Linked DNA regions of Homo sapiens: region 2 is linked to region 1. A link is a loop called in an ENCODE intact Hi-C map of the cell type or tissue named here. Cell type or tissue: mammary epithelial cell. All regions are shown on one strand. Each heading gives the region's core, and the rest is flanking DNA. Links, peaks and the distances in the headings are about the cores only. Region 1 has its middle 52 kb from the start of P4HA2-AS1. Region 2 has its middle 16 kb from the start of CSF2.

The links. Hi-C counts contacts between places; a loop is a spot of excess contacts. Peaks named below come from ENCODE experiments on the same cell type or tissue, not always from the same donor. Only the 100,000 strongest peaks of a DNase experiment are listed, where the experiment ranks them.
Region 2: it touches region 1 in a loop (3-fold over the local background); 2 of 110 quality-filtered maps call a loop at or near these places.

Annotation. Positions count from the first base shown.
Region 1 is chr5:132,127,866-132,138,712 of GRCh38, forward strand. No RefSeq gene overlaps it. Among named protein-coding and RNA genes, the nearest start is that of P4HA2-AS1, 52 kb to the right of the region's middle. In mammary epithelial cell, for the core only: a CTCF peak has its summit at 6,717 (motif pointing left); DNase peaks (open chromatin) are centred at 6,736 and 9,206; H3K27ac peaks cover 1,784 bases.
Region 2 is chr5:132,084,571-132,095,417 of GRCh38, forward strand. No RefSeq gene overlaps it. Among named protein-coding and RNA genes, the nearest start is that of CSF2, 16 kb to the left of the region's middle. RefSeq lists a silencer at 3,053-3,275 and an enhancer at 9,578-10,777. In mammary epithelial cell, for the core only: no CTCF peak of the experiment used is centred there; DNase peaks (open chromatin) are centred at 1,971, 5,001 and 5,711; H3K27ac peaks cover 1,756 bases.

The sequences.
Region 1 (10,847 bases), core at 1,864-9,863:
GTGAATCTGAAGATTATGTGTCTTGGGGCTGATCTTCTCAAGGAGTATTTTTGTGGTGTTCTCTGTATTTCCTGAATTTGAATATTGGCCTATCTTGCTAGGTTGGGGAAGTTCTGGATAATATCCTGAAGTGTGTTTTCCAACTTGGTTCCAATCTCCCCATCACTTTCAGGTACACCCATTAATTGTAGGTTTGGTCCTTTCACATAGTCACATATTTTGTGGAGGCTTTGTTCATTCCTTTTCATTCCTTTTTCTCTAATCTTGTCTTCATGCTTTATTTCAGCAAGGTGGTCTTCAATTTCTGACATCCTTTCTTCCACGTGATTTGGCTACTAATACTTGTTTATGCTTCACTAAATTATCATGCTGTTTTTTCAGCTACATCAGGTCATTTATATTCCTCTCTGAACTGGTTATTCTAGTTAGTAGTTCCTGTAACCTTTTATTAGGTTCTTAGCTTCCTTGCATTGGGTGAGAACGTGCTCCTTTAGCTCAGAGGAATTTGTTATTACCCATCTTCTGAAGCCTACTTCTGTCAATTCATCAATCTCATTCTCTGTCCAGTTTTACAACCTTGCTGGAGAGGTGCTGCAATCAGTTGGAGGAGAAGAGGCATTCTGGCTTTTGGAATTTTCAGCATTTCTGTACTGGTTTTTCCTCATCTTCATGGATTTATCTACCTTTGATCTTTGAGGCTAATGACCTTTGGATGGGGTTCTTGTGTGGGGATCTTTTTTATGTTGTTGTTGTTGCTGCTTTCTGTTTGTTAGTTTTCCTTCTAACAGTCAGGCCCCTCTTCTGCAGGTCTGCTGTAGTTTGCTGGAGGTCAACTCCAGACCCTGTTCACCTGGGTATCACCAGTGGAGGCTGCAGAACAGCAAAGATTGCTGCCTGCTCCTTCCTCTGGAAGCTTCATCCCAGGGGGCACTGGCCTGATGCCAGCCAGAGCTCTCCTGTATGAGATGTCTGTTGATCCCTGTTGGGAGGTCTCTCCCAGTCAGAGGCACAGGGGTCAGGGACCCACTTGAGAAGGCAGTCTGTTCCTTAGCAGAGCTAGTACACTGTGCTGGAATAATCCCCCTTGTCAGGATCAGTTGCTTTCTTCAGAGCCAGGAGGCAGGAAAGATATAAGTCTGCTGAAGTTGTGACTGCAGCTGCCCTTCCCTCCAGATGCTCTGTACCAGGAAGATGAGAGTTTTATCTGTAAGCCCCTGACTGGAGCTGCTGATTTTCCTTCAGAGATGCCCTGCCCAGTGAGGAGGAATCTAGAGAAGCAATCTGGCCACAGTCACTTTGCCATGCTGTGGTAAATTCTGCCCATTCCAAACCTCCCAGTCTCCTTAGCACTGTCAGGGGAAAACCGCCTACTAATGCCTCAGTACTGGTGGATGCCCCTCCCGCCACCAAGCTCGATCATTCTGGGTCAACTCCAGACTGCTGTGCTGGCAGTGAGAATTTCAAGCCAGTGGTTCTTAGCTTGCTGGGATCTGTGGGAGTGGGACCTGCTGAGCAAGACCACTTGGCTCCCTGGCTTCAGCCCCCTTTCTAGGGGAGTGGACGGTTCTCCTGTCTCTCCTGTCTCCTGTCTCATTATGGTTCCAGGTGCCGCTGGAGTACAAAAAAACTCCTGTAGCTAGCTCAGTGCCTGCCCAATCAGCTGCTCAGTTTTGTGCTTGAAACCCAGGGCTCTGGTGGTGTAAGTTCACGAGGGAATCTCCTGATCTGCAGATTGCAAAAATCCACGGGAAAAGTGTAGTATCCAGGGAGGGTAGCACAGTCCCTCACCACTTCCCTTGGCTGTGGAAGGGAGGTCCCCTGGCTCCTTGCACTTCCCAGGTGAAGCGATGCCCCACCCTGCTTCTGCTTGCTCTCTGTGGGTGGCACCCACTGCCTAACTAGTCCCAATGAGATGAACCGGGCACCTCAGCTGGAAATCACCCACCTTCTGCGTTGGTCTCACTGGGAGCTGCAGACTGGAGCTTTTAAAAAAAAAAATTACTAAAGGCAAATTGTGGGCTAATGTGTGAATATGAAATTCCTGGGAGTCACAGACACAAGAAAAATTCACACCTCTCTCATACATTTTTCTCCACAGACCTTTACTGGATGCTCACAAGAAAGACTGGCTCTCCATGTCTGGAGATTTCCTGGTGATCCTGATCCCCTCTCTGAGACAGCCAAACTTTTCCTTGTTTCTTTGATGGATCTTGACCTGGAAAGAACATTCTACCCTTCCAACAGTGGTAGAACACCTCATGGCCAGGTGCGATAGCTCACACCTGTAATCTCAACACTTTGGGAGGCTGAAGTGGGTGGATCACTTGAGGTCAGGAGTTTGAGACAAGCCTGGCCAACATGGCAAAACCCCTTCTCTACTAAAAATACAAAAATTAGTTGGGCATAGTGGCACATGCCTGTAATCCCCTCTACTCAGGAGCTGAGGCAGGAGAATTGCTTGAACCCAGGAGGCAGAAGTTGCAGTGAGCTGAGATCGCACCACTGCACTCCAGCCTGGGTGACAGAACAAGACTCTGTCTCAAAACAAACAAACAAACAAACAAACAAACCAATAACAAAAACCTCTAATGAACTTGGGCCAGACCATTTCCTGCCCTTCCCACAGGCTGACAGAACTTTTAGCCTGTCTAATAGTGAGGCTGGACCAGGACAGTAGAGAGTCCTCACTGGTCCCCATCACTGGACTAGCAAGCATGAGTAACAAGGAACAGGAGACCACTGCTGGACAAGGGGCAAGCATGCATCAAGAAACATCCCTCCAAGGTACAGGTCCACTGGGAATTCTGAAAGCTGCAAGTAAAGCAGGAACATTTTAAGAAAACAAAACAAAAAACCTCTGGAAACCCAGCCTCTACTCTAAGCACAATGCTTTGAAGTTGGAGGTACACTGAAAGCAACCACAAAAACAAAAACAAAAAAATCCCAAACCCACACCACATCCTAATAAACTGACTCAACTCCACTTTTCTTCTGGACATGTACACAACTCTTCTCCTAAGCCTTAAAATTCCAGAGGAAGGAAGTAGATTTTAATTTTTCTTTTTAAAAATTTTTTTTATTATACTTTAAGTTCTGGGATACATGTGCAGAACGTGCAGGTTTGTTACATAGGTATACACATGCCATGATGGTTTGCTGCACCCATCAACCCGTCATCTATATTAGGTATTTGAAGTAGATATTTTTTAAAGAAGAAATATTTAAAGAGAAATTAGCCAAGAATCTTCAGAAAATAATGAAAGATACAAACTACAGATCCAAGAAGCTCAGAGAGATGATTGGGCATAGTGGCTCATGCCTGTAATCCCAGGTGGGAGGATCGCTTGAAACCAGGAGTTCAACACCAGTCTGGACAACACAGCAAGACCCTGTCTCTAAAATAAATAAATATATAAAAAATATACATTTAAATATATATTAAATATATATATATGTATTTTTTAAAAAAATAAACTCAGAGGTCACAATCAGGATAAATACCCCACCACCACCACTAAAAGAAATCACGCTTAGAAAGATACGTTATATTTAAACTGCTGAAAACCAAAAACAAATAGAAAATCTTAAACATGACAAGATAAAAAGAAACATTACACACAGATAAACAAGATAAGAATTACAGCAGACATATTCAGAAATTATATAATCCAGAAGACAATGGTGTGAGATCTTTAAAGGAATAAAAGAAAAAAAATTGCTATCAACCCAGAATTCTACACCAAGTGAAATAATCTTTTAAACTGAAGGGGAAAAAATCTTTTAAAAAACAGCAGTTTTAGGTTCACAGCAAAATTAAGCAGGAAGTACAGACTCCTCATCTATCCATGCCCCTACACATGCATAAACATCCCCACTATTGATGTACTGCGTCACAGTGGTACATGTGTTAGATCAATGAACCTACATTGTCACATAATTATCACCCCAGGTCCACAGTTTATATTAGGGTTCACTCTTGGTGGCGTACATTCTGTGGGTTTTGACAAACGTATAATGGGGGTGGGCATGGTGGCTCATGCCTGTAATCCTACCACTTTGGGAGGCCAAGGTGGGCGGATCACTTGAGGTCAAGAGTTCAAGACCAGCATGGCCAACATGGTGAAACCTTGTCTCTACTAAAAATGAAAAAATTAGCCAGGCATGGTGGCACGTGCCTGTAATCCCAGCTACTTGAGAGGTTGAGGCATGAGAATCACTTGAAGCTGGCCTTCTCAGATGAGCTTCTTTCACTTAGCAATATGCATTTAAGGTTCCTCCATGTCTTTTTATAGCTTGATAGTGCATTTCCTTTTAGCACTGAACAATATTTCATTGCCTGGATGTATCAGTTTATTTACCCATCCATCCTTCCAAACCTGGAAGCAAGACATCTTGGTTGCTTCCAGGTTTTCGCAACTATGAAGAAAGCTGCTATAAACAGCTGTATGCAGCTGTTCTGGGTGAACATAAGTTTTTAACTTATTTGGGTAAATTCTAAGGAGTGCAAGGGCTGGATCATGTGCTAAGAGCATGTTTAGTTTGGTAAGAGACAGCCAAACTGCCTTCCAGAGTGACTGTGAAGTGTTTACTGATATAGTTTGATCTGCCATATCTGTTACTATTTTCTATTTGTTGCCTTTGTTCTTTGTTCCTATTTCTGTCTTCCACTCTTTTTCTGCCTTCCGTGGTTTTAATTGAGCATTTTATATGATTCCATTTTCTCTCTTTTCTTAGCATACCAATTATACTTCTTTTTCTTACTTTTTAAAGTGGTTGCCCTAGAGTTTGAAATATGCATTTATAACTAACCCCAATCCATTTTCAAATAATACTATACCACTTCCCATACAGTGCAAGTACCTAATAACCAAGTATTTCTAATTCTCCCTCCCATCCCTTGCATCACTGCTGTCATTCATTTCACTTATTCATAAGCACACATAAATGTGTATATTTATATACACACACAAAATTGAATGCATTGTTAATATTGTTAAACAAACTGTTATCAGTTACATCAATTAAGAATAAGAAAAATGTGTTTATTTTATATTTACTTACTCCTTCTCTGATGCTTTCTTTATATAGATCTGAGATTCTGACCTATATCATTTTCCTTCTCCCTGAACAACTTCTTTTAAACATTTCTTACAAGGAAGATCTACTGGCAACAATTTCATTCAGTTTTTGTTTATCTGAGAAAGTCTTTATCTCATCTTCACTTTTGAAGGATAATTTTGCAGGGACAGAATTGTAGGTTGGTGGGGTTTTTTTTTTTTCTCTCAATGCTTTGATTTTTCACTCCAATTTTTTCTTGCTTGCATGATTTCTCAGGAGGAGAAATATTTCTTATCTTTGCTCCTTTATAGATAAGATTCCCCCCTCCACCCCCGGCTTTCTTTCAAGATTTTTTTTCTTTATCTGAAAATTTCTGCAGTTTTAATACGATATGCCTAGGTATAGTTTTTCATTTTTGGGGCTTTTTAAAATTTTATCCTATTTGGTGTTCTCTGATTCTTAGATCTGTGGTTTGATGTCTGACATTAATTTGAGGAAAATTATTTCCTTACTGCTTCAAATATTGCTTCTGTTCCTTTCTCAGTTTCTTCTCCAATACTATCATTATATGTACTTACATTTTTGTGGTTGTCTTACAGTTCTTGGATATTCTGTTTTTTAAAGTTTTATTTCCTCTTTGCCTTTCATTTTGGGAAATTTCTATTGACATATCTTAAGTCTCACTGTTTCTTTCCTCATCTGTGTCCAGTATACTGATGAGCTTAACCAAAGGTATTCTTAATTTCAGTTACTATGTTTTTATTTCCAGCATCTTCATTTGATTTAAATCTTTCTTAGAGTTTGCATTTCTCTGCTTACATTACTCATCTGTTCTTGCATGTTACCTACTTTTTCTATTAGTGCCCTTGGCATATTAATCATAGTTGTTTAAAATTCCCAGTCTGATAATTCTCACATCCTTGCCACATATGGGTCTGATTCTGATGGTTGCTCTGTCTCTTCCAATTGTGTTTTTTGCCTTTTAATATGCCTTGTAGTATACTGCTGAAAGGTGTACGGGGTAAAAGGAATTGTGGTAAAAAGACTTTTAGGTTGTGTGTTTATTTGTTTGTTTTTGAGACAGAGTCGCACTTTGTTGCCCAGGCTGGAGTGCAGTGGCGTGATCTCAGCTCACTGCAACCTCTGCCTCCCGGGTTCAAGTGGTTCTCCTGCCTCAGCCTCCCAAGTAGCTGGGATTACAGGTGTGTGCCACCAAGCCCAGCTATTTTTTGTAATTTTAGTAGAGATGGGGTTTCACCATATTGGCCAGGATGGTCTTGAACTCCTGGCCTCAAGTGATTCTCCCGCCTTGGCCTCCCAAAGTGCTGGGATTATAGGCGTGAGACGCCGCGCCTGGCTACATAGGCTTTTAGTAATGTAGTGGTAAGATATGGAGGGCAGGGAAGTGTTCCATAGTCCTATGATTAGATCTCAGTCTTCTGGTGAGCCTGTGTTGCTAGACAATGAACTTCACCAGTCGTTTTCAGCTTTTTATCCCCCCTTTAAATGGGAAAGGATAGCCAGAGGGGGCTGGAGTTATTTCCCTTGCCCCAGATGGGTCGAGCTCTTACAAAACTTCAGCAGGTTAGGCTCAGGTCTGGTCAAGAACAGAATGCTCTTGACATATTACAAAAACGTTCCTTTTTCCTCCCCCTGCTGGAAGCATAAGGAGATTTTTCTCCAATCTTCACATAAAACTTACAGAAGTGTGAGGGATACCTGATGACTGGGATCCCCTGGGGTTTTTATTACTCAGGCTTGTCCACACTGAGCCTCCACAATTTGTCAACTATAGTTCAGGTTTTTCTATCCCGGTACTTCTTCTCATGGAGGTGAGTTTCCGCTCTGGTAAGTTGTGATTTTCTGTATCTGCCTGTTTTTCTCCCCAATTCTGGGGGCAGAAGTTTACCTTGTGACCTCACCTCTCTTATAGATCTAAGAAGAGTTGTTAATTCTTCAGCTTGTTCAGTTTTTATTTGTTGTTAGGATGGAGTGGCAACTTTTTAAAACTCCTAACATGCTGGACTGGAAACTCAAATTCCTAAATATCTTTTCAGACAAATAAAAGCTGAGATAATTCATTATCCACAGACCTGCCCTACAAGAACTTGAATCTACACAAAGTAATAAAGATGTCTGGGAATGGATAAATGAAGATAAACATAAAATACTTTTTCTTATTTTTAATTATCTAAAACATAATTGTCTAAAGCAAAAAATAGTAGCAGTGTGTTGGAATACAGCATATAATAAAGTGCATGAAAACTATAGCACAAAATTGGGAGGAAAAAATTAGGAGTATCATAAGGTTCTTAAACCTTATATATATTATACGTACTATTTGAAGGCTGACTGTGATTAATTAAAGGTGCATACTGTAAACTTAAGGACAACCACTAAAATTTTCTTAAAAGAGGTTATAAATAAGCCAATAAAGGAAGGAAAAAAACAGCATAAAAAATAGTCCAACAATGATAGACTGGATTAAGAAAATGTGGCACATATACACCATGGAATGCTATGCAGCCATAAAAAATGATGAGTTCATGTCCTTTGTAGGGACATGGATGAAGCTGGAAACCATCATTCTCAGCAAACTATCACAAGGACAAAAAATCCAAACACCGCATGTTCTCACTCGTAGGTGGGAATTGAACAATGAGAACGCATGGACAGAGGAAGGGGAACATCACACACCAGGGCCTGTTGTCGGGTAGGGGGAGAGGGGAGGGATAGCATTAGGAGATATACCTAATGTAAATGACGAGTTAATGGGGGCAGCACACCAACATGGCACATGTATACATATGTAACAAACCTGCACATTGTGCACATGTACCCTAAAACTTAAAGTATAATAAAAGAAAATAGCCAATTCAAAAGCAGGCAGAAAAGGGGAAAAAAAGAACAAAAAACAGATGGAACAAATAAAAAATAGCAAGAAAAATGACAGATTTTAGTCCAACTATATCAATAACTATATTAAGTATAAATGATCTAAACATACAATATTAAAAGAGATTGTCCAATTGGATGAAAAAGCAAGGCATGATTATATGCTTTCTATAAGGAGCTCACTCTAAACATAAAGGCAAAGATGGGTTAAAAGTAAAATATGTCAAGAGAATAAAAAGAAAAGCCACAGACTGGGAGAAAATATTTGCAAAACACGTATCTGATAAAGGACTGTTATTAAAAATATATAAAGAACTCTCAAAACTCAACAATAAGAAAATAAATAACCCAACTTTAAAAATCGGCAAAAATATCTAAACAAACACACCTCATCAAAGATGATATACAAATGGCAAGTAAGTATATGAAAAGATGCTAAATATTGGCCAGGCGTGGTGGCTCACACCTGTAATCCCAGCAGTTTGGGAGGCTGAGGCAGGCAGATCACGAGGTCAGGAGTTGGAGACCAGTCTGGTCAACATGGTGAAACCCCTTCTCTACTAAAAATACAAAAATTAGCCATGCATGGTGGCAGGCGCCTGTAATCCCAGCTGCTTGGGAGGCTGAGGCAGGAGAATTGCTTGAACTCGAGAGGCAGAGGTTGCAATGGGCTGAGACCGCACCACTGCACTCCAGCCTGGGCAACAGAGCCAGACTCCATCTCGGGGGGAAAAAAACGCTAAATATTATATGTCATTAGGGAATTGCAAATTAAAACACCAATGAGATATCACTATGCATCTGTCAGAATGATGAAAATCCAAAACACAGGCAACACCAAATATTGGTGAGGACATATAGCTATAGAAACTCTTATACACTGTTGGTAGGAATGCAAAATGCTATAGCCATTTTGGAAGAGAGTTCAGCAGTTTCTTACAAAGCTAAACATAGTCTTACTATACAATCCAGCGATCATGCTGCTTGGTATTTACCCAAATCAGTTGAAAATCCAAGTACACCCAAACACCTGCATACAAACGTTCACAGTAGCTTTATTCATAATTGCCAAAACCTGGATACAACCAAGACATCCTCCAATAGATGAATGGATAAACAAACTGATACAGCCATACAATAAAATATTATTTGGCAATATAAGGAAATGAGCTATCAAGCCACAAAAAGACAGGGGGAAACCTTAAATGCATGTTGCTAAGTGAAAGAAACCAATCTGAGAAGGCTAAATAATGTATGACTCAAATTACATCACATTCTGGAAAAGGCAAAACTATACAGATGGTAGAAAGACCAGTGGTTGCCAAGAGTTTGCGGGCAGAGGGAATGATGAATAAGTGGAGCACAGAACATTTTTTTGGCAATGAAATTATGCTGTATAAAACTGTAACGGTGGACACATGTCATACAATTGTCAAAATCTACAGAACTGTACAACACAAAGAGAGAACTCTAATGTGAATTGTGGACTTTAGTTAATAATAATGTATCAGGCTGGGTGCTGTGGCTCATGCCTGTAATCCCCGCACTTTGAGACCATCCTGGCCAACATGGTGAAACCCCGTCTCTACTAAAAATGAAAAAATTAGCCGGGCATGGTGGTGCATGCCTGTAGATCCAGCTACTCGGGAGGCTGAGGCAGAAGAATAGCTTGAACTCAGGAGGCGGAGGTTTCAGTGAGCCGAGATTGAGATCATGCCACTGCACTCCAGCCTGGGTGACAGAGGGAGAGACTCTGCCTCAAAATAATAATAATAATAATGTATCCATATTTGTGCATCACTTGTAATGAACACACCACGTGAAAGCAAGAAGTTAATAATAGGAGAAACTATATGGGGGTAGGGGATTATAGAAGCACTGTACTTTATGCTAAGTTTTTTGTAAACCTAAAACTTCTTTTAAAAATGAAGTGCATTAATTTAATAAAAATAAAATGATGGAAAATGATATATTGTTGAAACATAAATCAAAAGAAAGCTAGAACAGCTATATTAGTATCAAAAAAGGAGACTTCAGAACAAGAAATATTTTATATATATATATAAATTTATATATATATATAAAATATTTCTTGTCCCTGTTTTCATATATATGAAAACAGGGACATTATAGGATGATAAAGTGGTAAATTAACCAAGAATACATAACAATCCTAATTATGTACTTACCTAACCAAGAGTTTCAAAATACATGAAGCAAAAATGATAGACCTGAATAGAAACATACAAACCCACAATTACAGTTACACCTCAACAGTCCTCAATAAATGATAGAAAAAATAGAGAAAAAATAAATAAGGATACAGAAGACCTGAACAACACTATCAACCAACTTTACCTAGTTGACATTTAAAGAGCATTCAACTAAACAACAGCAGAATACACATTCTTTTCAAGTGCACATGAAACATTCATCAAGCTAAATCATATTCTTGGTCATAAAACAATCCTCAACAAATTTAAAATAACTGAAAGCACACAAAGTATGTTATCTGACCACAACAGAATAAAATTAGAATAACAGAAATATCTGGAAAATCCCCAAATATTTGTGAAATAAGCAACATGCTTCTAAATAACTCATGAGTCAAAGTGGAAGTCATAAAGGAAATTAGAAAACATTCTGAGTTGCATTTACATGTAGGGACAACATATCATACTTGTGTGATGACCTTGGCCAAGTGATCAAAGTTTACTTCATCAGTCACGTTCCCCTAAAATTATGCAACATGAAGGGTACATTCTTCCCTCAAATTGATAACTTTGGTGTAATCATAAGAAAACATCAGAAAAATCTAAGTTGGTGGCCCTTCTATAAAACATATGACTCTTAATAACCATCAAGGTCTTTAAAAATAAGGAAAGAATAAATGA
Region 2 (10,847 bases), core at 1,409-9,408, 44 kb before region 1:
TGCTAGGTCATAGGACATACATATTTTAGCTTTAACTAAATACTAGCTTTAGCTGCTGGCAAATATTTAATATTTTCCCAAGGAAAAGTCTTTCATTGGCCGGGCACAGTGGCTCATGCCTGTAATCCCAGCACTTTGGGAGGCCGAGGCAGGCGGATCACAAGGTCAGGAGATCGAGACCATCCTGGCTAACACGGTGAAACCCTGTCTCTACTAAAGATAGAAAAAAATTAGCCGGGCATGGTGGCACGTGCCTGTAGTCCCCAGCTGCTTGGGAGGCTGAGGCAGGAGAATCGCTTGAACCCAGGAGATGAAGCTTGCAGTGAGCCGAGAAAGCACCACTGCATTCCAGCCTGGGTGACAGAGCGAGACTCCATCTCAAAAAAAAAAAAAAAGTCTTTCATGAACAATGTTGCTGTTGGTTTTCCTGCCTTTTGTAGACACTGCTTATCCACCAGACACTGGAACTCTCTTCTTCTTTCATATGATCTGAGCCTGCTTCCCAAATGCTCCCATCATTACCAGAAATTCTTCTCTGCGTTGTTTACTCCTGCATCTCCTTTTTGGGAGAGGTAGCTCACAAAGGGCCCAGTTTGATGTGGCTGTGGATGGTGTCTTGCCAGCACACTGTGGAGTGCAGCCCTTATCTACAAGGTCTCAGAGCCTCTGGGAGGCTCCAGGTAAACTGTAATGTTTTGCTATCCTATGTGGAGAAACCAAGTGGAGAGACCTGGGTACTGTCCTGGGTTCCTCTTGAGGTCTCGGTCCCTTAGTCAGTCCCCTGCCATGTCCTGGTACATTCATCTTCCCAGCCCCTTTCCAACCTGCCCACTTCTCTTTGTCTTTATGGCTTTGCCCTGACCCAGTCCACCTCACTAATGCAGACAATCACCCCAAATACCCACAGGCCTTGTCTCTAGACCCTTCCTGCTTCTCTCCCCACAGCAGCCACCCATTAATTCATTACATAAATATGTACTGAGCACCTACAAAGTGTCAGGAACTGTGCCAGGCTCTGAAAGGAAACCAACCCTTGAGGAGCTTACACTTTAGGGGTTAGTCTGGCTGTGTGTCATAAGGGTTACCTGCCAGCTCAGCATGAACTCCAAGCCCTTTGGTCTGACCTAAGACCCTCCCTTACTGCCCTGGCCCCGTCAGCCCCTGCAGATACCTCTAGCCTCATTGCTCACCATCCATCTCCTTCATATCAGCCCTGGACCCCAGTAACACGAACCAGCCACAGCACTCCCACCATCACCTGCTACCCCTGCCTGGAATGCACCCCAGCCAAATGGTTGACATCTGTCTCCACAATGGGGTAAGACTAATGTCCAGTGGGAGGTGGAGAGGTCCTGCACTGGGGCCTCCTCTTCCTCAACACCTACTCTGAGGCTTGCCTGCCCACCTCTTACGCCACAGGGGTGGACTGTTATCTGTTCCTCAGGGGACTGTGAGGGTCTCTGCTCTGAACTACTGCTTTATCCCCCAGCTCGGAGGAGGGCCCCTCATGGCATCAAGTGCCAGCAGTGACTATGTTCCAGAGTCTGATGAAAGTGAGCCTCTTTTCACCTTTGAATAAAAGAAATGCACACAGCTTTTACAGAAGTCCGGATGGAAAGGCAACATCCAATTTTCCAAAGTTTAGAAAATGTTCTTGGGACCAAGATCAGCAACAGGCTATAAGCAGGTACTAAGTACACAGCCAGGGCTGTTGTTTTCATTATTCTTATCAAAAATAGCATCTGTGAGGGAGCCAAGAGGAGGCCCTTGGGGCCATCCAGGAGCCAGGGGAACTGGGAGCCCAACACCAGCACAGCTGCCAGCTCTTTTTCCCACTTAACGGATTCGGGAACCATCTCAAAGGAAGCTGCAAGAGGGAGGGAAGCCCAGCTCTCTGGGAATGTGTCACACTTCCTCCAGTTAGGCCTGGGGCAGCCCCAAGCTCTCCTGATGGAGGCCCTGGCTCCTATCCAGGCCTCTTCCTCTACCAGACTGGATAAGGGTGAGGTCATGTGCTGGGGAAGGGAGGCCAGGGAAGCAGCAACTGGGTTGGAGCCAGTCAGAAACAACACAATAACAGGATAACTCATAGTCTCCCCTCTCCCCTTACACTCCAGGAAGCTGTCCCTGAGTGAACTCCATACCCCTCAGGTCCCTTCTCCCACTGGGACCTCTCTGGGGCAGATTCTGTGGGTGCCTCTTAGTCCTCAACTGAAATGGAAGCTCTCTCTCTTCTCAGGGCTAGGGGAAGCACTGTGAATCAGACAGACCCTAATGCCTCCTCTCACCAATCCAGTCCTGGACATGGGCAGCAACCAGTGTTGGAACCCAGGTGGAAATAAGAGGAAGCTGCCAGAGCCTCGAGCCATACCCTGGGCCATGGTCACACCAAAGGTTCTTGTGCCTATGGGGCTGAGGGACAGAGATATGCAGCCTTGGGCTCTGAGATCAAACAAAAATGGGTGTGGGCCTGGGTCCCCAAGTTACAATGAACCCCCCTGTTAGGAAGGTGCATCTGACCTTAGACTCTGTCAGGCTGAAGGACCAGGTCCCCAAGTTACAATGAACCCCCCTGTTAGGAAGGAGCATCTGACCTTAGACTCTGTCAGGCTGAAGGACCAGGAGTCACAAGCAGACAGACAGACACAGCAGGACCATGACAGGGGCAGACAAACAGATAGGCATAGCTCAGGCTCCTGGCAGTGATGAGTAAACGGACAGACACTGATAGACAGTTAGACTCAGCGAGAGCCTGGAAAGGACAGATGGAGAGACAAGAGGGAACGCTGGCAGTGAAAGACTGACAGACATAGAGGAGATGGCGGACTTGGCAAGAGCCCCTGGCAGGGACAGACAGAGACGCAGTTGCAAGCTGTGGTCAGGTTAAAATGTGGCCATTCTGTCTCTGAGCTCAGCCCCTGACTGCAGATCCCGATTCTCTTGGAGGTTCCTCCTCTTGGCACTGTGATCAGAGACTTTGTGGGACTCTTGGGACCCATTTCTCCAGGACTACAATGCCCTCAACCCCACAAGTCCCAGGAAGGTAGTAGGCTGTGGCCCTCACTGTCCCTGGAGTCAGACTCAAGAATCAATCCATTCTCCTGGTTTTTTCCTCCCCTTCCTGGCCTGTGGGGCAGAGAAAGCCTCCTCGACATCTCTCCTGGGGCCACCTACTCCCAGCATGGTGGCTGTGCTTGTCGTGGAAAAGGTCTTTTTAGGAACCACTATGAGTCCGGACTCTGTTGGCACAGGGGGCGGTGCCCAGAAGAGGCTATAGTCCGGCATTTGCACGACTATCCGAGGATGTTGAGCTCCACCTGGCCGCCTTCTCTTCTCACCACCCCTCATGACCTCCAGGCCCCAGAGGCCTGAGGGCCTAAAAGGTTTTGACCCAGGGGAGCAATTCCAGGCCAGGTGAGGATGGGGTGATTAGTCCCCTTCATAGCTGCAGAGACTGAAGCTGACTTGAACACACTCTGCTCTGAGGCTGTAGGGTCCAAGAACCCCCCTGGGGTGAGCTGAGGTTTTTCTACTTTCAGGGGACCGTTGTGCTGAAAGCATGACGAGGCTGCCTGCCTGAGGTTGGGTTCCCTGGGAAGCAGACTCTGAGACAGAAACTGGCATGCAGGACTGCTCATGGAAGGGAAGGGAAGGAAGCAGGATTGAACAGAGGGAGAATTTGGACAAAATACAGTCACAACAGAAGTCTCAGCTGATCCTAAGGAGACTTCTACAGCTGGGATGGCCCTTCAGACTCTTCCTATGTTGGGGCAAGGAGGTCAAGCCTTTATGCCTTCATTTTGATCAGTAATTGGATGTAAGCTGCCCCTGGAAGGAAGCATGACCTTAGGCACGGAAATTTTCTTCAGCAGGGGCAATCAGACCTTGACTCCTGAAGGGTGTTCAGGGCAGCATATCATAGCTTCCACCATAGTCCATCCCTTGAGCTTTCTGGATCCACTTCTTCATATAAACACTTCCCACTGGTTCTGGGAGCAGCTCCTCCAGGATTCCAGTGGTGTGCTATCAATAACTGGTTCTCCAAAAAAAAAAAAAAGAGAAAAAAAAACTATCATGGTATAAATACTCCCACCATCGGTGCACTACCAACGGTTTAAAAACAGACTGGCAACAACTTTAGCAATGGGATCTCACGAGCAAGTAGCCAGCTCTAGCACACCAATGGTTCCAGCAGGCTTCTACTTCTGGGAGACTTAGAAGAGGAAGGTTCACAATGAACTACAGTCCCTGCTGTTGCAGTTGATCTCAGGGCCACAAATGACACTCATCATCTCCTCCTCTACTATCCATTCCAGATTCCCCCTCACTCTCAGTTAGCACCTTTGCTCATCCTGCTGGCTCACCTGGTAGCATGACCCAATCCTTCATCTCTAAGAGGTCTGATTCCATCTCAGGCTGGGATTGTTGCACTTGTCCATTTACTGTCAAAATTGGGAAAGGGAGTAATAAAGAGGTATCCAACTGGATCACCGGGGTGCTACATGTATGCCTCCCTGCCTCCACTGTGTAGTCTTACCTCCTCCTGATGATCAGGCTCAGGTACCCCTGCCAAGATGGTACCTCCTTTTCTTTCCTGCTTGTCCCTAGACACAAGAAGGCTGAAGTGCCCTGGCAGCATCCCTAGCTGATAGTCTAATGGGACTTTTGCTGGAAATGTTCCCTCCTGGGGAACCAGGATCTCCAAACCCACAGAGCCCAGATTTGCAGGGATGGGAGGCATATATTTTCCAAGTGGGCCACTGGGAATGATAGTAAAGGGGGCCACTCCTGTTTTTATCTCTTGGTTCTGAAACTCTTGTATTATACCTATTGGAACAGAGCTCCATATAAGGTCTTTGATTTATAGTGAGAACTGCATCCTGAAGAATAGTTCATTATCCTGTAAAGTAGCACCCCAAGCCGGTGCTTCAACTATGCCATCAACAGGCTGTTGCCCAACACTCTACCAAACTGACAACACCTGAGTGGTGCAATATGTGATATGACTAGCACATCCTATGGTCATGGACCTGTGCTTCCACTTTCTTTGATATAAAGTAGATCCCTCAGTCTGATATGCTATGTGAGATCCCATACCAGGGGAATAAAAACTCTGAAGGCCCTTGGATAGTGATGTTGGCTGTGGCCCTGCAGCCAGGAAAGGCAACCTCATGCTTAAATTGTGTCTTTATTCTTGTCAAAATGAATCACTGGCCCTTCAGGGGTATAAGAGGGCTAATGTAGTCACCTAGCAGTGGGGTGGTCTCTTGATCTCCCTGAGGCCGAGTATTGTATCTGAACTTATTTGGGAATCAAGTTTGAGCTTTTACATCCTCCATCAGCTGGACACAAGGGATCACCCATGCAGCCATAGATGTGAGCTGGGGGAAGGTTTTGGTGTCCTGGAGTTGGATGGTACAGGGTTCTGGGTCACTTGCACCTGCAGCTTATTTGTGTCTTCCAATCCTGCTCATTGGTTAGAGTTGTACCACTTCCATCTTATGATGGATTGCTGTTGAGCCCACCTGACCTTATGGCTTAGTAGGTCTCACAAAAACCAATTCATCATGGTGGTTCTTGCTGCATGGTCACTGAGTCAGGCCCTCCAGGCCTACCAAGGCTCAGAAGCATGGCACAGCTGTTTTTCAAAAGGTATGTAATTCTCCAGTGCAGATGGTATGGCCTTGTTCCAGAACCCTAGGGACAGTGTATTTTCCCAGTACAGATACCTTTAAAACCACAGTATCTGATGACTCATATGGCCCACATGGCAGGGCTACATGTACTACAGCCAAAGAGCCCTTTCCTGCCTGGGGCCCCACTCAAAGATGGCAGGCTTTTGTGTCACTGCCAGGTATATGGTTCAGAATAATATTCCCAAGTGTGTAATAGGTTTCATCCATATAGGTTGCATCCATAACCCTAAGAGGCCTGCCAAACATTCCGCTTCCTTCTTCATGGTGGGAAGTACAAGACATAGTGATTTGTCCTATACTTTGGTGGGAATTTTCTGCACGCTCCAGACTACTGGATTCCTAAAAACTTCACTGATGTGGCAGGCTGTGAATATTCATAGGGTTTATCTTCTGGAGTGCATGTGTCTTGCCATGGCCATCAATCTTGTCTGACTGGCATAATATTATCAATAGAGTAGACCAGTGTGATGTTCTGCAGGATGCCCAAGTGGTTCAGACTTCTTGGAACTATGTTATGACAGAGGGCAGGAGAGTTAACTTTGCCTTGGAAATTTGAACTGTTGTTTGTCCCAAGTGAATGCAAACAATTTCTAACAGGGGTGGAAAAGAATGGATTCACCAAATCAGCAGCTACACACTGTATGCCTGAGCCCATGTTAATCTGTTGTAGTGAAGACACATTTGGCAAGCACAGTGGCTGCAAATGGGGCTACTGTTGAATTGGTAGTAGCCTGCTGTCATCTTTCAGGATTTAACTGGGTTTTGCTGGTAAATTAAATGAAGATATGACGGACTCCCTTTTAGGTCTATAATGGTGGCAATAATTTCTGCCATTAACCCTGGAATGTGATATTGTTCTTGATTTACTATTTTGCCTGGAATGGGAAGGTTTTGAAGGCTTCCACTTGGCTTTCTTCACTATGATCACTCTCACCATGCAGGCCAAGGACCCAATGTAGGGGCTGTGCTAATTATCAAGTGTGTTGATCTGATTATATCACTGTGGGTCTGTGGACCCAGAGGACCTGCTATTAGCAGAACTCAGGCCAGGAATCTATCACCTGGCCCACATATACCCCTCATTCTAATGAGAGGATTTTGGTGCCACTTCAGGTACCTAGGTAACAATGTCAATTCTAATCCCGGGTTCAATAGTCTTTCACATGTTAGGATATTCTCTTTCCTAGTATGTAGCTATCCAAGTTAAGTGCCCACAGGTCCCCCTGGGAAAGGGCTGGGGAAATCATTATCATGCACACTTGCTGTGGTGGTGTGGGACTCTTCCTTCTGGGAGATCTGGCATCTTCTTCAATCAGTAGGTTCTAAGTCTGAAAACTGGTTCAGATCTGGAAACTCGGCAGGTTACTTTTTATTGGGGTGACTGGACTCATTATCCATGATTGATTTCTTTTTCTTGCACAGAATAACCCGCAGCACTGTTGGCTGGCCATCTATTGTGACCCTCCAGATGCTATGTTTTATTAACCATGTCCATAACTCCCCGGGAGCCAGGCCCTCTTAACAGCCATTCCAATCTTGCCACCCAGACAACTGGGCCAAGTGCTATGACTTGGCCTCTATTATCTCAGAGTCCTATCACCCCTACTGCTATCAGTGAGCCCAGTTCTGTGACATTTCCTATCAATGCTGGCCTATTTTAGCCACCATTTTAGTTCTTGGTGATACTGGTGCCCTTCTTTCCAATACATTTCTTGTTTTGGTATCTTCTTGGCCCTCAGGCGAGTATTCTGAATTTGCTTAGTATATTTATTCCTGCACACCCACGTCCTTCATAGTCTGCCATAGCCATTCTGGCTACCCTCACTTAATATGGGCCATCCTCTTTCCATGCTTCTAGGAGCCATCCAAACGATGTATTTGCACCATCTCTTGGGGCCTTGCCACAGTTTTAAATACTTTATCCTGGAAGAATGTTCCCATATCCATAAACTCTTTTGTTCAAATTTCTGTTCCACCCCCTTGGTCCAGAATCCAGTCCTGTGCATACTCTCCAAGCTCCTGCTAGTACTCTCTGGATATGACCAGAATTTCCTTTGAGGTATAGTCCTTTTCTACACTAGCAAGTTCAGCATGTCTGGCCAGGTTAGGTTTTGACTTAACCCTAGTTATTGGCCTAGCACAAAGAGGTAACATGGAATGAGAGCATGTCTTGCAGGACAGAAGCCTCCGCATTTTCTTTTTAAAGTAAGAAGCAAGTTCTAGCTTTTAACAGAGATGAGTAGGTCACTTCTGCAGGTCCAGAGTGTTTAGTGAAATCTGAGGATTCAAGATATTCAGGTGCAACAGAGGTCCTCATCCCACGTGTCAGGGTCTCATTCTTCCCCAACCAGGGCTCTGCCCTTGGCATAGAAGACCTGCCTTGGTTGGGAATATAACCTTCTTTGAAGCTTAACTACTTTGACAGAAGTCTGGGTCTGATTCTCTGCTTTTTCTTCTTTTCTATAGATGCACCAAAGAGGCCTACGGCTTTCATGCTTATGTTTTCATTGCCAATTAATCACTCTAAGCTCTCCATTTTCTTTTACTGAAAGTTAGTCAAGCTTAGCAATTCCATTGTCCTTGCAGTGGCTAATTCCCCCATATTTCTCAAACACCTGAGGCACTGCACCATCTAATGCATTCTCTTCCAACATAGGTAAAAGTTTTAACAATTATTACCATGGGCCAAAAGCTGTCTGCTTCACCTGCCACCTGTGATGGGAGTCCTCATTGGCAGCCAACAGTGGATGATCCAGCTCCAAAATCATATCTTAGCATCTCATTTTTTTTCTGTCACTCCTAAAGCCAGATGCCATAGATTAGGTTCTATAGGAAACAGACTGAGTAGGATATGAGCATGTAGGACCTTTATTAGGAAAAGATCTTGGGGTCAACATCAGTGGAAATGAGGACTGAAACAGGACTAGGCAAAAGGAGAAGTGGAGCTACTATGCAATTCCAGCCGAGGTTCCAGCTGAGACCAGGAGTGCTCATCTGTGATGATCCTTCAGAGTTTTCCCAAGAAGGAGAGGGAGCCAAGCCTTTATACCTTCATATTTATCAGTTGGTAGACGTGGGCTCCCTACAGAAGTAGGTGTGACCTTACACAAGGCAATTATTTTTTAGCAGTAGTCCAAAATAGGGCTGACAGCTGGGGCTGTCTTCTGGCAGCTCTCCCACCAGCTGGTGAAATAAATCTTTCATTCATAAAGGGGATGGGGCGGGGGGGTCTGAGCTGTGTATCACAGCATCCACAAGACCACCTTAAAAAGCCTGTACAAATCTTGTCCCTGGGCAGATGGGTCAGAGCCTGATGCTTACAAACCACGCTTCCCCCCACAACCCTGGCAACTGGGATTCTGTTGCTTTCCTATTGTGACACATAAGCCCAGGGAAGAGCCTCACTCTGCCATTCTCAGGTACTCAACTCCTCAGGAGAAATGGCTACAGGGTCCCTCTCCCCATCTAATATTGAGTACTCACTGTATCTCAGCCACCAGGTATCAGAGACACCTGTCAGGCAGCTTTTGTCCCTAGCAGTAGTGAGCAGAATCAGTATCATCTGGGTTGGGGCGGCTATAGTTTCTTGGTCAGTCTATGAAAAGAGGAGGAGTCGTTTGCCAGGTGGCAAAGGGGCAGAGAAAAACATGCTTGTGATGGGATGCCTTAAAGAAAGCCCTTCAACCAGGCCAGGTGATCTGGTAAGAGGTGTGGTGGGGATAGGCTGAAGCTAGATCAAAGAAATCTGGACCTAGTAGCTCGCATTTAGGATGGCTCCATAATCGTGGAGTTTCTCCCCAAAGAGGGGCATGCAGAAACATGTCTGGGAACACCACTAGTCTGAAGTGTTGTTTGTAGGGTGGCAGGTTAAGAAAAGGTAGGGACCCTTGTTGGAGGGTGCAGACCTTGATTTGGCCTTTAGACCGCAAGTTTGAGACCTGTAGGGTAGCCAAAGAGAGAAGTACCAAGCCCCAAGGAACTTGGAAACCTAGAAGATGGGCAGAGGAGGAGGCAGCTGTGTAAGAGGCTTGTAAGAACTGGTCACAGAGGAGAAAGAGAAACAGGAGCGGTGGCATCAAAGAAGCCATGAAAAACATAGAAGTCAGAAAATACCAATCCTGGAGGAAGCAGGTTGGTGTGGGGAAGTGACATTTGTTGGCAGGGGCCTCGGGGCAGGCCTGTGGAGGATAGGGAAATGGAACAGTCCTGGCAGTTCAGGTGGCTGGGGGCTGGGACCTTTGGACAGGCTGTATATTAAGCAGGTTTCACGCGACGCCTCCCCTTCTGAGCATTCCCCATGGCCTCGCTAGTGCAGGATGGACAGGAACTGTACTCAGGTCCAGGTGACAGCTCATGCCTGGATTTTCCCAAGGGGGCGGATCCAACCAGTCCACCAGTCCGTTCTGGCAGCTTTAAGCTCCTCTCAGACAGGGTGACATCCAACTGTTTCAAGGGCTTTCCAGTGGGCTGCACTTGTTCTGTCCCACAGGATCTATAGGGAAACCCCAGCTCTGGGCAAACAGACCCCCACCCCCTGACTAAGGCCTCCAGAATCTGGGCCAGAGGCCAGGGTGGGGCAAGACACTGAGTCAGGACAGCGGTTTTCTGGCTTCCTTAGTTTGTGTCCACAGACATCCTCACTATCCTAGGAGATGACCCCAGCAGGAATGGGGAGCTGAAGCCTGAAGAGTCACTGAAATGATTTACATAATTTCCTTAATGCTCACCACGATCATGTGAGAGAGAGAACATGACCCGTTTCACAGACGCATCACTGAAGCTGTGAGCAGAGAAACGACTTGTCTGCCAGACAGTGGCAGATACAACACTTAAACCAAAGTCTCTGAGTCTCCTCAGGTGCCCTTTCATCACTCTTCCTGCTACTTGGCATCAACCAGCCGGGATGAGACACTGAAAGGGATGCCAGGTCTTTGTTATGTTGCATCCAAATGCTAGCTAGCCCCTGCCAGCCCATCCACCACACCCGGGCTGCCTCTCATATCTAGTATCTCAGCCCTCCAGACCCTCACTCCTCCTTGAGACTCTAGCCCCCAGTCCCCAGTTCCTCCCAGACTTCCCAGACTCTTCACAATCACCAGTGTGGAGGAATCCATTGTACCAATGAAGAGTCTAAAACACAGAGAAGCACAG